5 separate regions of the Homo sapiens genome follow, and all the other regions are linked to region 5. Evidence: chromatin contacts called from ENCODE Hi-C data. All regions are on one chromosome and are shown on one strand. Each heading gives the region's core, a stretch centred on a gene start or an enhancer-like site at or near the end of the contact. The rest is flanking DNA. Distances are from core to core; before and after follow the strand shown.

Region 1 (3,165 bases), core at 64-2,563, 1.6 Mb after region 5:
TTTTAAGAAGATCAGCTGACACAAGAGGGAAAGCCAGGGAGCAGTGATTTGCTGAGCTTCGGTGCTGACCACCAGTGCAGTGCATTGGGCAGTGCGGGAGGCAAGGTAGCCCTGAAGACAGATGAGGTGAAGGAGAAGGACAGGTCTGAGAGCTTCCCAGGGAGTTCCTGGCAACAGAAAGGTCGGGAGTGTGCAATGGGAATGTGAGAGGTAGGGGGGCATGGTGGAGCTGAGCCATAGCAAGCCAAGTGGAGGCATCTGAGGCAGCCAAAAATGGGATCCTAGACCTTAACCAACAGATGCATTCTAAACGGGGCGGTCTAAGCATCCTTGAAGAATGGGCAAGTTCATTGACTAGTCCATTTATTCATTCATTAGCAGATGTGTTTTAAGCAACTGGCAGATGTTCAAGAGAGAATGGGAGCAGGCCCAGGAAGGTACCATGGCAGGGAGGTCAGGAAGGAAGTGGTGAGCTTAAGAAAGGAGCAGGTTCCCACAGATGCAAAAGAACAACGGGGGTGGCCCTAGAAACCGGTGATTAGGAGCCCCGGTGGCCTGAGAGAGGGGCTCTGTGGGGATGGCAGGGGTGGAGAGCCAGCCAGAGGTGAAGGAGCTATTGGGCAGTTCAAGAGGTACATGGGGTGGGTGGCAAAGGGAGCCCTGAGCTCAGCAGCAGGAGGCTCTAGCAATCAGAAGAGACTAAGAACAGTTATTTATTGAGCTCCTACTAGGAGCTTTAGTGCTGTTCAAGGTGTTTGCAGAGAAGTGGAATGGGAGTGGTTGGTAGCTGGGTAAACATGGCTTTGAGTCTTCACAGGAACCCTACTGTGAATGGCACAAAGGGTAGTGTGGGGTGCAGAAATGGAGGAGCAGCTTGAGGACTTAGCTCTGGCTGGCAGCACCCCTATCTTCCTTCAAAGAGGGTTCAAAGACTAGGGCAGGGAATGGGGGAACACAGCACTGAAGGAATTGACAGGGTGGGGCAGGAGGTAGGCTGGTCTCTTCTGGCTGGGTGGGGTGAGATGGCAGCGGCTTAAGGTCTCTGGGAAGGAGTCAAAGGGAAGGAGGGAGAAAGGGGAGGGGGCAGCCCTGGGGTTTCCCTGAGGAGTCTGGGGAGGAGAAGCTGCAAGGGCACGGCAGATTAGGGTGCCTGTGGAGGAAGGCGGACTTCTGGAGCCTGACTCTGCCAAAGAAAGGAAGCCATGGGGCGGGTTTCTGGGAGCTTGCTAGTGGGTGAGAAGAGGGGGGCCGGCCGGGAGGCGTTTCCGCTCCCCGGGGAGCGAGTGAGCGCCGAGCTGTTCTTGGCTCCTCGCTGGAGCCATTAATCTTGCAGCCGCGGGTGACCTGGATGCCTGGCATTCCAGAGCCGCGAGCTGTTCCGCTCCCGGCCCGCCCCCCGCCGCTCCCTCCCGTGCGCGCTGCCTGGCGCCCTTCGCCCGGCTTTGGGAGGAGGGAGGGTGAGCACAAAGGGAGCCTGGAACGTGGAGGTGGGGGCTCGCTCGCTGCCCAAGGCGCATCCCGGGTCCCGTCGGCGCCTCGCCTGCCTTCCTGCCCTCCTCCGCTGGCCTTCGGGCGTCCTCTTCCCACCCGCACCCAGACCACTTATTTCTTACTAAGGAGCTCTCCTTCCCGAGATCCCGCAGGCCCAAGGTTTTATCAGGGTCCTGTTGGTAGGGGATGGCCAGAGCTCAAAGCCTCCCAGCCCCCACCAGGGCCTTAGAGGTTGGACAAGGCTGCAGGAAGCTTCTGGAAGCAGAGGGCTGGGTCCTCCGGCCCCTTCCTCCCCCAGGGCTGAGGAAACCCAAGCAGCTCTTCCTTGCTCCCTAGTAGCTATTGCAAAGGGAGGTGTCTGATTGACCTCCCTTTTATCTGGGGTCAGTCAACACTAGGAAAGTGTGGCCATTATCACCAATGCCATCTGCTTTTCCTCCTAGGCAAGCCACGCAGCCCCCCAGCACTGCCCTTCTGGCCCTTCTAGGCCAGCAGTGCCCCCTGGGGATCTGGCCTTGAGGCCTGAGGCTGGCCTGTTAGCTCCACCCCCTTGGGAATATTTCTTCTCTCCCTGCGCCCCAGATTCTCCAGCTATAAGATGAGACAGAGTCCTTCCCCACAGAGTCATGCTAAGGCTGAAATGAGATGCAGGCCCTGGGCAAACTGAACGCACAGGTGGACTAGGGGAGGGTCCTCCCTGCCTGAGTCCCAACCTGGCTGCCCCTCCTCAATGGATGTTAACACCCCACTCAATGGATGTTAAGCCAGCGAAGTATGAACACATCCGTTTCAATATTATTGGACTTCCTCGTATTTTCCTCCATGCCACAGAATGATACCATCCTGGGCTCAGCCTTCAAACATCCAAAATGAATCAAGAGCTAACCTGAGTTGCCTCTGTGTCCTCCCTGCCCTGCCCCAGGGACCTGAGTAAATGAATCCTCCCTTCCACATGCCAAGGTCTCAAGCCTTCACCCTTCTGTTCCAGAACTTGCACTGTCCTATATGATAGGTACTTAGCTGCATGTGGCCCAAAGATTGAAATTAATGAAAATAAATTAAATTTAAAATTCAGTTCTCCCATCTTACTAGCCACATTTCCAGTCCTCAGTGGCACGTGTGTCTAGTAGCCACTGCATTGGAGGGTGCCGTATAGAACAATTCCACTCTGGCAGAAAATTCCACTGAATCAGAATGCTGTTCTAGAGACAGTGCCTTTAGGTTCATTAGCGGGAGCCCATAGCCCTGCCCCCCACCTGCTCTCCAGCAAGGTAGGCAGCTGACCTGCTCCTCAGGGGGCAGCCTGGGACTCTCAAGGGGCAGGTGCCTGGGAGGTGGATTTAAGGCTAGAACATCAGATGGAGGGCTCTGTGGTCTGGCTTGGGCTTCTCCTGGCCCTATGGAGAGGGCCTCTGAGCAGTTTCTTTGGGCAATTAACAAAATGATTTAAAAGTCAGGATAGCTTGACCCTTACACACTAATCTTTGGGCCATAGTCATTTTCACTGTACTGCAGACTTTGCATTTCCTTCTGAGCCTGGTTGCTTACATCTCAGTGTTCTTTTCAGACCATGGAAGGAAATGTAGCCCTCAACGGACCTCTCGGCCTGGGTCTGCAGAAGGAGCCCCAGAGCTCTGGGTGGCCTATAAGTACAAACGCCTCACCATGTAGCCA
Region 2 (3,273 bases), core at 634-3,133, 1.7 Mb after region 5:
CCCAGCCAGGCCTGAGTGGGAGCTCTCTGCTGTTTACATCATAGGCCGCCTGAAGAAGTCACTGACAAGACCTAGTAATTAAAGAACCTCGAGAAGCTAGGAGTTTCATTCTTTGAGGACTGTGAGCTTTTTTAAAAGTGCAAAGAATATGCCATCCTTTAAAAAAATGCTTCCCATCTGAATTGAGATTCCTGTTCACACAACATGTTTTGAGCCTCCAGCCCTTCCTGGCAGAACCCTGGTAGCAGTGGCTGTCCCAACAGAAGTATTTTTGCTGACTTTTGTGGCTTAAAAGCCTTCTCTGATGGAGCACTTTTCCTCCCCTCTTCCTCTTCTCAGCCTCCTCCGGCAGGATGAAGGGTGTAAGATTTTGTGCTGAGGCGCTGAAGCTTGACAAATTGAGGCCAGCCTATCTCTAAATGGAATCCGTGTATCTTGCTAGGGAGGGAGAAAATCAAGTTCCAGCACTTCCCTCCTTATCAGCCTCTCCTTTTCCCTACCCTTCCCTGAGGATAAAAATAACCGCTTCCCAGGGCCTCACTGCGATGGAGCAACTGTGCCCCGAAGCCAGGCCTAGCTGTCAGAGCAGCTGCTCCCCGAGGCACGGCCCCGCGAGAGCCTTGGGGTCAGGACGGGGGCCTGTCCGCAGGGACGAGGTGTCCCAGGACAGGGCAGGGGCCCTTGGAGCCTCACCAAGAGAGGGGGCACTGGTGCAAGTTTGACCGCGATGGTGGGCGGCTCACAAAAATACATCAGGAGGCCCGGAAGTCCATGCACTGGCTGGCTCCACCGCCTTTAAGTACACGAGGTCTATCTGCAGTTCTTAACCTCTTTGAGGGCACAAGGACTCCCTAGAACAAATGATGACATACCACCTCTCTGTGTGCAATCAAGCATACACACAACACACAGAAACATGGACGTGGACACAAATACGCACGGAGACACATACACTTTTGCACACAGTTTCATATTATTGGAAGGCTGTCGAAGCCTGGTATGGACCACAGATTAACAACCCCAAAGGCAGGTTGATTATAGTGATGCAGAACGATTATAAAAAAAATAACAATTTGGCAGGGCGCGGTGGCTTACACCTGTAATCCCAGCACTTTGGGAGGCCGAGGTCAGTTGATCACGTGAGGTCAGGAGTTCGAGACCAACCCGGCCAACATGGTGAAACCCCGTCTCTACTAAAAATACAAAAAAATTAGTCGGGCATGGTTGCGGGCGCCTGTAATCCCAGCTACTCGGGAGGCTGAGGCAGGAGAATGGCTTGAACCTAGGAGGCAGAGGTTGCAGTGAGCCGAGATCGTGCCAGTGCACTCCAGCTTGGGTGACGGAGCAAGACTTCGTCTCAAAATAAATAAATAAAAATATAAAAATAAATAAAATTTTGTAACGTAAAAATAGGGTTAGTAAAGCGTGCTAAGATCTTTCTGGAAAACAAATATATGTAGTATAAATTCTAATAATAGATACGGAAACGATAAAGTTGATCACCGATGGTAAGATAAAGGATGATTTCTATTTATTTGAGTTTTCCCACTAAACAGGAAAGCATGCTGCTTTTTCGCAACCAGAACGGCCGCATCCAGGCGTTTCCGGGGACCTGGGGCGCCCACTGAGCTGCAGGCGCGGCCGGTGGCTCCAGCCTGGCCCGTCCGTCGGGAAAGGAGGGTTACAGACAATAGACAAGCAAACATTAGACGCAGTGACCGCGTGGGGCGGGGACCGGCTCTTGCGGAGAGGGTGACCCGAGCCCTTCGCCCGCCGAGGCACTTTAAAACCCCAGCGCGTTGCCCAGGCCGGCCCGCCCAGAGCGAAAGGTGCGTGCGCGCTCCCGGGGAGGCGGCGGCGCGCACGGGCGCGTCCCGCGGGCAGCCCCCAACTCCGGACGATGCAGCGAGGAGGCGGCGGCGGCGGCGCGCTCCGGAGGTCTGAAGCCACTGCTGGCTGCCACGGGCCGGCGGTGCGATGAGCTGGGCAGCCGCCCCCGGCTCGGGGCTGTGAGCGGCTCGGGGCCGGGGGTGGGCGGCGGTGCGGCGGGCGGCCGACGCTCCTCTTCGGCGGCGGCGGCGGCGGCCATGCGTGGGGCGGCGCGGCTGGGGCGGCCGGGCCGGAGTTGCCTCCCGGGGGCCCGCGGCCTGAGGGCCCCGCCGCCGCCGCCGCTGCTGCTTCTGCTTGCGCTGTTGCCGCTGCTGCCCGCGCCTGGCGCTGCCGCCGCCCCCGCCCCGCGGCCCCCGGAGCTGCAGTCGGCTTCCGCGGGGCCCAGCGTGAGTCTCTACCTGAGCGAGGACGAGGTGCGCCGGCTGATCGGTGAGTGGGGCCGCCGAGGCCGGGGCGGGCAGGTCGGGCCGGCTGGGGCAGCTTCCGGCCGCCGGCGGATCAGTCTGCGAGCCGTGGACCTCGGGCGAGTACCCTCCCCGCCCCCCGCGCCCGGATTCGCCTCGCGGCCCGGTCTCTGCCTGCCGTGCTGGCTGGGAGGTGTGGTCCCTGCCCGGTCCCCAGCTCTGGGTCAGCCTTCGTGCCGCCCTCGCTGCCCCGCCGCGATAGACCCAGATTCACCCCATCCCATCCTCCTCACTGCCTCCTTAGCCCTTCTCCCTAGAAGAGTCAGTCACCCTTACAACTTTTTTTCCTTGCTGCACGAAGTTTTTTTGACGCTTTCTATGTGTGTCACTCTAGGGCCCTCGATTTTGAATATCTCGAAATTCACGTTTTAGACTGAACTTGCAAACCCTTTGCTGTGGTTTTGATGCTCCAGTAGAGGCCACGCTCTGTGCTTACCCTTTTACAAAAAAAAAAAAAAAAAAAAAAAAAACGAGAGAGAAAGAAGGGGAGGTTATAAGGGCACCAAATGTTCGTGGCAGCCTCCAACTCTTGGGACGTAGATTTGGAGCATATGCTTAGATTCTAAGCATATTTTTAGTGAATGAATCGCCAGGTAGCAGACCTTTTTAGTTTCAATACCTTTTTGGTTTTTGCATTGGGTGTGTTGGGAGTTTGGACTGACTCTGTACTTCTGGGCCACTCTCCTACTTTTGAGTATCTTGAAGGGAAACAAGAACTTAGTCTTGGGTCGGTTTGTGGTTCCATTTACTTGCTTAGCTTTGTTGTTTGGGGAATTAATTTGAAAAATTGCTGGGGTCTTATGTTAGGACTTTGTGGATTCTGGAAATGACCCCTTAGAGGAAGATCTGACAGGAACGACCCCCCAAAAAGGAAGTCCTTGGTACCTAGACGTTTGCATTCTTTTGTTATTATGGCAGT
Region 3 (3,273 bases), core at 20-2,519, 1.2 Mb after region 5:
CCCAGCCACCAAGCCGGAGGCACCGCCAAGTCTGAGCTGGCAGAGAGTGACGCTGCCCGACGACTCCCGGCCGCCGAGTATCCTCTCCGGGGTGGTGGAGAGGCTGGGAGACTTTAGGTAGGACCGACCACTCACCCCAGCCCACTCCTGTTCCAAGGCTCAAGAGGCGAAAAGGGTTTCCACCTCTCCCCGACTGACCCTGGAAACCTGCAGTCCCGCAGGCGCCCGGACCACCAGACTGGTCCCCAAGGGTACGGCCAATGAACTCCACCCCTCTCCTTCGGCGGCCACTTGCGGGATACCACGGCAGAGCTTCTCCGGCCCCCGCGCGCAGTGCTTGCACGCCAAGCAGAGTCCACTAGCCCGTGGACTGCGAGCTGGAGAAAAGGAGGTGGCGCGCGGCTGCTCAGAAGCGTATCCGTGCCTGGGAGCAGACGGGCGCCAGTACTCCAGGAGCCGGATGGCCAGAGGCACCCCTTTCTCCCCAACGCCCAGCTCTGGCTCTGCCCCAGAGCTAAGGAGCATGCACCGCAATGCAGCGGGCTCCGAGCTCTCCGAGCGGGGGCTGCGGGAGACCGAGGCTACCAGGGAGTGCCGGGGCGAGGAAGCCGGGGGACTCGCGAGCCAGTTTCGGGCGCTAAGAGCCAGCCGGGGGCGCTCTGGTGGGTGCCGCCCAAGCCCCGCGCTCGGCAGCGGCCGAGGCTCCCAAACCTCCTTGCCCTCGGGTCCCGGGATGCCTGCACCGCAAAGCAGCCAGAGGAACCCCGCGAACCGCGGAGCACAGCAGTCCCAAGGCGGCCGGCACCAGCAGCCAACTTGCTCCGTGGAGGGTACGTTACCTTCCATCGCAGCCACTGCGGATGCCAGGAGGAGCAGTAGTAGATAATCCAGGGCCATCGCCGGCCGACGGCCCGCAGGCCGAGACCAAGCCGAGGCAGCAGCGCCGGGAGAGCGCCGCGTCCCAGGGCGCCGCTGCGCTCTCCGCGGGTGGCTTCTCGGTATCCTTTCGCGCTCTCGCCCGGACCGGACTTCCCGGAGCGCTGCGTGGGCGTGGGCAGGAGTGTGTGCGCGTGGGGCGGTGCGGGCGCGCGTGGGTGTGGGTGTGCATGTGTGTGTGTGTGTTTATGGGAGAGGTGGGTGTGTGCGTGCGTGTGTGAGAGAGAGAGGGCGAGGGAGAACGAGCCTGGGAGAGCGCGCGAGAGCGAGTGCGTCCTGGTGTCACATTGCTAGCTACAGCGGAGCCTACGGGAGGACGGAGCCGGCCAGACTGACGCGGGAGGGAGCGGGATCCCCCACCATCAGCTCTCTCCCCACCCCTAACACCTCCTGTCCAATCAAGGAATCAAACCTGCAAAATTCCCCCGGCCAATCAGGCGCGAGCACCTCCTTACACTGGCATTGTTAGTTTAAGAAAAACTTTTGCTTGCAAGGCTGTGCGGGAGGGCTCGGAAGGCGCTAGGAGGGGTCCGGGCTCCCCCTCGTGGTGCTCTCGGAGAACCGCAGCGGCCCGCCCAACTCACCCTGTCCCCCCATAGGGTGCCCAGCGAAGGAGCTGGGGAGGCCTCGTGCCCTTACATCCCACCCAGGACTGGATCCGCTTTAAATGATCAAACGAGCCTTCGTTCATCTTCTCTGTGACAAGAGCACCCTGCCTACCCTGTTTAGAGCAACTCCAGGGGCGCACCCGTGCCTCTCCTCCAGAGCTCTTCACTCTCTAGCATGGGTTGGTATTTACTAATCGATTTTGTTTATCGTGGGGTCTCTCCCTCATTAAAATGGGGTCACCATTTTCGGATTCTTGTCTATTTTGTTCACTACAGAATCCACAGTTCACAGAACAGTGCCTGGCCTGCGGGAGGCATAGTACATGTCCGTCGAAAGAATGAATACTGTTCAGATAACCTGTGGGCACTTGCTCCAGGGTCCACAGGGAACCGGATTTGCTTCCTGTCCAACGTTTCGCAGTTCTTTTTCTGCAGAAGCCTCTGGTTGCCTTTGGTGTTCACTTCCCAGTGCATTGTGAACTTCCACAGAGGGCCCTGACCCCAGAGGACAGCTCAGCGTGGGGAGACCAGGAGTCACACAGTCAGCTATAAAACAGCAAAGCCTGCAAGAGGGCTCTCCCAGGCCGGTGCAAGGCGAGGTGCACTGTTGCTGTGGGCCAGGCCTTCAGTGTGGGTGGGAAGGACTTAGGCAGCAACTGGGGATGCAGCCTTGGAGATAGGAGCAATTCTCCCAGGCTCAGCTCTCACAGCTACACTTTATCTTCCTGTTTCTGGAGATGGTCAAGGGTTCTAAATCAGAAACTCACCTTGAGGCTGTTATATGTTATGCTGGAGATGTGTCCTTCCCTCCTCTCCCGCCCCCCCTACATACCTGATGATAGTCTGGTCCTACAGGGTCAGGGATGACCCGTTAGGTTCCCCACCCCTCCTCCTACGCCTCTCACCTTGGAGGCACCAATCCTTTCCCCTGGTCTGTTAATGAGCTAACAGTGGGCAGATGCGATATTTCCCTTTGGGATGACTCTCCTTTCTGGGCTTTTCTAAATCAGTTCCCCACACCCCCCACCTCTGCGTGTCTAGTCTCTCCTTTGCTGGGACTTCTTCCTCTCCACCACAGCCAGACTCAAGTCCCCCAATCCTGACAATTCTTTCCTTCCCTGGCTCTGACTCAGGCTGCCTTCCTCCTCCCCTCCCCTCCCTCCTACCCCACCTCTGTGCCTGAAGGGAAGATGTCATCAACCTCCACCTTCTCATCATCCACCTTAATGCCATGTTAGCTGCCCTCTACGCCTCCACACCACCAGCTGTGTCGTGATGTCCCTGGAGCCACCTGATGTCACCCTGGGCAACAACCTGCTCCTAGTTAGCTGTCATCCTCCTGCACCGTCAGCACCTGCTGACATTGGTGTCCAGTAGATCTTTTGGGGCTCTGGCCCCAGTTTCCATGGTCCTGCTTCTCCTCCTACCCGTCTTGCCACTTCTTACTGTTCCCTCTGTTACCTCTTCAGCTTTCAAGAGAGGTATCCCCCAAACTCCATCCTTGGAGTTCGTCCTCCTGGGGTACATGGGCAACTCCTTGGCAGCTTCACTTGCTTTTTTACCCCCAGCCATCCCCTCATGGATGGACAGGTGGATGGATGGATGGGTGAGTTTCACACTCTTCCCTCCCCCTTTCACTATATCACAGTCACTTGGTAGGCATGTCTGGCAAAGCCCCGGCTCTGCCATGTCCTCCTCCTTATGCCCTTGTCCTATGCCTGTGCATCTG
Region 4 (3,425 bases), core at 315-2,814, 1.1 Mb after region 5:
TGGGACCTTGAGGTTTGGGCTGAAGACTGCCTACCAACTACAGCAGAGAGAAAGCGTGACAGCCTGCAACGGCTCCCGCAAAGTCTCTAGCACCATTATCACACCAGCACCATAATGGCAATAAAAAGTTATTTCTATTTTAAATTGTCAATATTAATCTAATGCTTGCGATGAATGAAGTAGTGATGATAAATGGGGTGTTTAATAAAGACGAAAGCTCCAGCAGCCTCAGAGAAAACCTCCTTTGACTTAAAGTTATCGTCTTGATTAAAATTTCCATTTTATTATCCTAATCAGCAATCTTTGTTCAATGTGCTACAATTTCTATTTTCTCCACTTAGAGAGATAATTAACAACACTATAAACATATTAAAAGTAAAATGTTTATTAAAATTGCTCTGTTATCCAAATTTAACTTATTTTTTAGCAATGCTTCATGGAGACATGCCCTTGCCACCAGGAAGACGTCCCAGAACCAACCTCTCTGGATAACCCCTTTCTATTCCCAGGGTCTCCAGGGAGCAGACAACCCCTGGTCCCAGTCACACATTCCTGTGTTCAACAGCCCTGCAGTTTAATCCAGTTTCATTTCATTTCATTCAATCTGACATCTCTTTATGCAGAGCATAAGAGACTCATTAGTCTCCACTATGAATGTGGGCTAGGGTGGAGATGAGACATAGATGGGAAACTGAGGCATCAGAAAATACAAAAATGCCCCCAAATTAGTCAACTTTGCATCTCTCTGAAATGCAAAGGTTCGTTAATTAAAGGTTCCTAATGAACAAATAGCCATTAAGCACCAAGTATGTGCAAGGCTCAGTGGGTAGAAACCACAGCACCACACAATCTAAACGCTGTCTCCAGGCAGGGTATCAGGGCACAGGATATCTTCAGCCACAATGGGAAAATTGTTTAGGTCTGATTTTTAAAAACACAACACTTATGCTTATCCAAACATGGAATCTGACTCCACATATGCGATTTCTGCTCTGGAAAATATGGAACACTGAAGCCAGGTGGAAATAGCTCCCTCGGGTGACTCTGTGATACTCGTGAGGATGCACCCTGGCCAAGACCTTCTGGTTCCCATTTCCTGCCTTCTTCTTGTCCTCATCTTGGGGCAGACCAACAGACTTAGTCAGCACCTTACTGTGGTCTTCAAACAAGGCTGATTAGGAATCAGGAATTGTCTTCCCTGCAGCCACCAGAAGGTGTGTTGTGTGTGGCTGTCACTCCCACAGAGGACTTTGGTTTAAAAGCACTTAGACACAGCATCTCACTTAATCCTCCCCATGGACTGGTAAAGTAGGTGGAGTGTCCACATTTTACAGAGGAGTAAACTGAGGCTCAGTGAGCTTAAATATCCTGTGCCAAACACACAACTAATAGGCTGGTGGCTGTCCTAGTCCCAGCTGTCTTCCTGGGGCTCCCTGCTTTAGCACACGCCTCCAGCCTCAGGGTGAGTGGCTACATCTGAAGCCGGAGGTGGAGCCCCGCCTTGCCCTGCTGCTGTCCAAGTCCTGGGCTCCTATGAACAGCCTCTCTTTGTGGTTTTTTTTTTCCATGATGTGTGTGTGTTTTAACCTGAGTCACCTCCGGGTATCCTGGAGCCTTCCACAGGGAAGGCCACGTTCTGTTAATCAGCGTGAAATGGCGCATACCCTCTGACCCCTCAGAAAGGAATGCATACCAAAGTTGACGACACTTAGGGAAATGGAGGAAACAGCAATCCACAGAGGCCCAGGGGTAAGGGCTATTAATCTCCCGCCACCGAAGGAAATGAAATCATTCTGTCTGCAGCTACAGAATCCAAAAGAACAAATTTCCTGCCAGGATAATAAATGGATTCTTTTGTTTTTGCCTTGACTCCCATCACATGACCCTCCCGGCCCATTCCTTATCCAGGTGACTTCGCTGGGTAAATACCCAGAGGTTTCCGTTTCAACCTCAATGATGGACCAGGGTCCATCCCACCTGAGCATCCCACCAGAGCACTCAGCCTGCCTGCTCTGCCCTGCCCCCATGCCTTTCCTTCCCAAAACACCTCCTGCAAAGGTGAGCAAGGCTTCCATCCCCTCTGCAAAGACTTTCGTGAAGAGGACCATTCCCCCACCCTCAGGCAGGAGCAGATTTTGAAGCAACTCCGTGGAGAAGAAGGGGGAAAAGCCATTTTACCACCGAACAGGCATCACACAAGATGTACTTTGGAAACAATAATGAATAGTAAATTTGGGCTATAAAATTCCCAGGGCAAGCAAAGGAGCACCCACGCGATGCTCTTGCTGATGTGCGTGGAGGGAATAATGCAAGGCTTGGAAGGTATCGCAAAGGCAGCATTATGGGCAACCTGGGCTCCACTGGGCTGCACTAACATTCCTCCAAATGGGGCCTCGGAGCCCTGCCCCGGCAGATTGCAACGTGCAAGCAATGAACCACTTCATAATTGGCTTCTGTTCGGCCACAACACCGAGCACTCAACTTCTAAAATGGGTCTGTATTTGCAAAGAAAAATTGCTGCTGGCTTAACACACAGCAAGAAGCCCTAGTGCCTGGTGAACACACAGAGAAAACTTGTGTACTGTTCCTCACTCTCCTGTCCCCTGGGCCTCCAAGGAGAGGCAGTGCCTGAAGGATGCAACACCATACTGATCAGAGGAGATGCAACTCCCAAGCACAGGCTGGCAGCCCCACTTCCCCAAAGGTGTGACCACCTTAGAAGACCCTCTGCAGTCGTGAAAAGAAATGATCATGAGACCTCTTTGATCTGGGCACAAAAAACCTCCACCTCCCAGCATGTGTCTGTGTGTGTAAGCAGAGGGGCCAGAGGGGTATTGTGTGGGTAGTTCAAGTTCCCTAAGAGAGGGCAGGGTGCATCCTCTGTGAAAAATGGAAGGAGAGCTTGTTAGATGCTCCTCAACTCCACAGAAATACTGTGACATGTGAGTGCTTTGGGGCAAAACAGTGGGTAAAATGATAGTGGCAGGAAAAATAAAATTATACCTCCTAGAGAGGCAATGTGAGCATGTATATAACCGTTACTGCCTAAGGTCTGCTGGGATATCTCCTCACACAAGAATTCTGTGGGATGCAGAATGTGGCTGGGTGGTCTGGTCTCTCTGCACGCCTGACTCTCTGCCCTGGATCAGAGACCTCGAAGCCACGGCAAAGAGGCATGGACAGCAGATCCCTCTGCCAAATGTCACTCTTCTGGCCTCGGAGCCTGCACTTCTTCACTCATACCAGTTGTAGCTATTGCCCACAGCTTTGCAAGTTATTTTTTATGCCTGTCTTTGCCACTAGATGTGTTTCTCCAGAATACAATCTTATTTTATTTATCTCTGCATCTGCAGCAAGATGGATGGGTAGATGGACAGCTGGTTGAATGGATGAATAAGCCAGATCACCCAAGGCATATTATCTTC
Region 5 (3,275 bases), core at 167-2,666:
GGTGATAAAAGGGCCATTTGGATGCAATAAATGTAAATAAATTGTGTGTGTAAATTAGCAGTGGCTTAGAAAATTTTTAAAAGGCTTTCATGGACTACTGAAAGAAACTGAGATAATTTTTAACATACCACCAAGAAAAAAAAACAACAGTTTTACTACAACACAAGCCGGCTGCCTACTGAACTGGACGCCCATGCTCTGACCTAGTATGGCAATTCTTAGGGTCTAGGCGCTGGGTTCTGTTTACAAGAAACTAAGGCCTGAGACTAAGGAAGAACAAAGAAAAATGCCTGGCACCAAAGGTGTGGGGGATGTTTTGTACATAAATGAAGATTTGAGGAGGAATACTTCCTCAGATGTTGGAAGGAATTACTCTTTTTTTGCTTACGTGTTAAGAATTTAATGTTTTCAGGCCATTTCCTAATTAGAAAATACCTTATAATTTACAAACAATAATTTGTCTTCCCCTACATTTGCTGACCACCAAGACTGGATAAAATTTCCTTAAGCTTTACCAGAGTGGGAGGACTGGGAATAACGGGAGCACAACAGAGTTCGGATGCAACATCAACTCCAAGCCCGGCCAGCTGGTTTCCATCGAGAGGTCCCCCAGGAGAACGCCCCTCCGCGGCGGCGGCGGCCAGGTCGGCGCGGGAGAGACCCACCGAGGCGCTCCAGCGCGGCCGCGGTGCAGGACCAGGGGCCGCCCGGCCTCCGTTTACCTTTGTTTCAGGTACCCCGGCTCCTGGCGGGCCGGGAATCCCGTCCGCGGCCCGGAGCTGGTGACACATCCTTCTTTGGCCAAGTCGGGCCGAGGTTGGGCAGGGGGCGGGGAAGGAAAAGAAAGCCTCAGCGCCTAACGACGTGACTCTCAGTTCTTCCAAAACGCTGGCATTTGTTTCTCTGCCAGGCTTTCCTGTTAACAAGTTCCCGAGGGCTGTGCGGGCGAACTGGCCCAGGAGCCCTGAAAAGTGGGAGGGCCCAGGCCGCCCCCGCCTACCCTCCTCCGCGGGCGCCCCTGGGGCAGGCAATTTCCACACCTCCCTGGTGCCGTGTCCCGGGACCGGCCGGCCGCGCCGAGGCAACGCACCGCACCGCACCGCACCGACTGGAATTCCGACTTCCACAGCCCAATCAGCTCCGTGTGGCCCCTCTGGCCAGGCCGGTCCCCGCCCCCAGGTCCCGGCCCCGCCCGCCCCGGCCTCCGCGCGCCGCCCCGAGCCTCGCCACCCCCTCGGGCCGGGACGAGGGAGCTGAAGGCTCCAGGCCGTGCGGCCAGTGTTCCTTTGCCTACCTCGTTGCCCGCGGCTCCTCCTCCGGCGGCTCAGCTCGCGGGCAGCGCTTGCCTCCAAGCCTCCCCGCGGCGCGGACTCTCGGGCTACGAATGCGGCGCGTGAAGAGCGGAGGCCCGAGCGCGCCCCGCCCAGCCACCCGCAGGCCCCTACCTCCTTCTCCTCCTCCTCCTCCTCCTCCTCGGCCCCACCCTCGGCGGCCGGCCCGCCCGGAGCCCCGCCCACGCGCCAGGCCCCGCCCACTCTCCGGCCCCGCCCCCAGCCTACGCCCCGCCCCTCTGGCCAAGGCAGGAAGGGGGCCTCCAGGGGCGCCGCGAGAGCCGCTGTGGCCTCGGCGAGGGCAGTCTCCTGTATGGCGGCGCCGCGGGGATGCGATTCGTGGTGGTCGCTGCTGTTTGACAGATTCGAGTCTCTTGCTCGGATTTATTACTGTTATTGTCATCGTCAATATTGTCATCGTTGTTATTGTTATCGTCATTAGTTGTGTTGCCCTCTTCAAGGGGCCTTCAAGGAGGCCCCTTGAGGGCAGCGCGCTGCTGGCCAGACATTCCCTGGCGCTCCTGTCTTCCCACAGTCCTGCACCTGCGCCACATTTCACTCAGCCCAAGAAGTTGTGTGAATTTTAAAAGAAGTGATACTTATTTTTAACTGTTATTGTTAACTGTTACTGTTAAATAAAACACAAATATAGACAGCCATATAAAACCAATGTACAGCTTAATGGATTATTCCGATACACACACCCTTATAACCACTCGCCAGATTTATTAATAACACCGTGTAATATGGTCTGCTCTGAAACAGAACCTCATTAATAGCTGGAAGGACATAGCCTGGAAGGGCCTCCCAAAATTGCCCTCCTTCTAACTGCCACAGTACTCAAATGTGACAGGTCCATAATCATGCCCTCTCCAAGAATATATTTGTAAAATGGAAATTTCTCCAGAATTAGGAACCTCCAATTGAGTATCTTCGTAAAAATCTTGATAAAATGATAAATCTATAAATATATAAGCATATAAATAACAATAAATAAGTCAATCAGTTGGGTTGAATACCATGAGTAAGGAGCATGGGGGTGGGGGATGGGAGGTATGTAAAGACTTAAAAGGATTAGGTGGGCTGTGAGGACAGGTCCTGGGCACCTGGGTTGTTCTCACTGTCTCCCCAGCACCTAGCATAGCACCAAGCATATACTAGGTGCCATATGTGTGTGTGTATATATGTGCATTGTACATATATGCACATATATGTGTGTGTGTGTGTATAGCACAAGGAAAGAAAAAATTATGTAAGATAACCCCAAACAAGCTTTACATACTGAAATTTCACCCAAGGTCAATCCTCCCAGTAGCTAAAGTGTGCTCTGTGAGATGCCTTGATGCCCTAGAGAGAAAGAGACCATTTTACTTTCAACTTTCTACTGCTTTTCCATTTCAAAAGCCCTTTCACATGCATATGGTATCTTATTTGAGACTGAGAGCAACTCTGTGAAAAATGCAGGGCAGGATAGGACTCTGCAAAGGTCACAGTGCAATGCATATCAGTAAGAAGGAAAAGTACACAATGTACCATAAAACAATGTTAAAACTGCTGACCCTGGCAACCTGGATTCTTGGTTTGTCTCAACAGTTTTATTGCCAATGTTTTTACATTAGGGCTCCTTTGGCCCTTTTGCCATGCATTTATACACATTATAACTTGAATGTATAAAGGACACAATACGTGACTGGAAATTTGATTCAATACAATAGAGTTAGTCTCTCTGTCATGAGGACCATGGTGAATTGGGGCTAGAGAGTTGCCAATTCACCACAATGTATTGAGTACTCAGACTGTACTAGGTGGTAGGAATACAAATGATATAAAATAAAGAAGATACAGGGGCTGGGCGTGGTGGCTCACGCTTGAAATCCCAGCACTTTGGGAGGCCAAGGAGGGTGGATCACCTGAGGCCAGGAGTTTGAGACCAGCCTGGTAAAC

What was found. Hi-C counts contacts between places; a loop is a spot of excess contacts on that map. Pooled maps may share reads with other maps.
Region 1: a loop to region 5 is called in a pooled map, with 5 times the contacts of the local background. The contact joins the enhancer-like site here to the promoter of PPP2R3A in region 5. A Hi-C loop is called at or near these places in 4 of 50 pooled maps.
Region 2: a pooled map shows a loop between it and region 5 (7-fold over the local background). The contact joins the promoter of RYK here to the promoter of PPP2R3A in region 5. A Hi-C loop is called at or near these places in 5 of 50 pooled maps.
Region 3: a map of posterior cingulate gyrus shows a loop between it and region 5 (7-fold over the local background). The contact joins the promoter of EPHB1 here to the promoter of PPP2R3A in region 5. A Hi-C loop is called at or near these places in 2 of 168 maps with a recorded cell type or tissue (chondrocyte and posterior cingulate gyrus), 2 of 37 single-sample maps with no recorded cell type and 7 of 50 pooled maps.
Region 4: a loop to region 5 is called in a pooled map, with 2.1 times the contacts of the local background. The contact joins the enhancer-like site here to the promoter of PPP2R3A in region 5. A Hi-C loop is called at or near these places in 3 of 50 pooled maps.

What each region holds. Positions count from the first base shown.
Region 1 is chr3:134,362,444-134,365,608 of GRCh38, reverse strand. All of the region lies in intron 5 of AMOTL2 (angiomotin like 2), which reads left to right. Among named protein-coding and RNA genes, the nearest start is that of MIR6827, 3.8 kb to the left of the region's middle. Within about 2 kb of position 1,313, at least 24 of the 41 ENCODE cell types and tissues checked have a DNase peak (open chromatin) inside an H3K27ac peak, as active enhancers do.
Region 2 is chr3:134,249,469-134,252,741 of GRCh38, reverse strand. RYK (receptor like tyrosine kinase) reads left to right here and starts at 1,883. Exons shown (of 15, transcript NM_002958.4): 1 at 1,883-2,319. The coding sequence starts at 2,088. RefSeq lists a silencer at 1,709-2,528 and an enhancer at 1,864-2,642.
Region 3 is chr3:134,793,256-134,796,528 of GRCh38, reverse strand. It overlaps EPHB1 (EPH receptor B1), which reads right to left and starts at 1,269. Exons shown (of 16, transcript NM_004441.5): 1 at 840-1,269. The coding sequence starts at 897. RefSeq lists enhancers at 894-1,083, 1,094-1,143, 1,188-1,482, 1,544-1,753.
Region 4 is chr3:134,845,315-134,848,739 of GRCh38, reverse strand. The region is part of intron 1 of EPHB1 (EPH receptor B1); the gene reads right to left. Among named protein-coding and RNA genes, the nearest start is that of EPHB1, 52 kb to the right of the region's middle. RefSeq lists an enhancer at 1,728-2,227. Within about 2 kb of position 1,564, at least 3 of the 41 ENCODE cell types and tissues checked have a DNase peak (open chromatin) inside an H3K27ac peak, as active enhancers do.
Region 5 is chr3:135,963,869-135,967,143 of GRCh38, reverse strand. PPP2R3A (protein phosphatase 2 regulatory subunit B''alpha) reads right to left here and starts at 1,416. Exons shown (of 14, transcript NM_002718.5): 1 at 1,295-1,416. RefSeq lists silencers at 940-1,219, 1,350-1,579 and an enhancer at 1,024-1,842.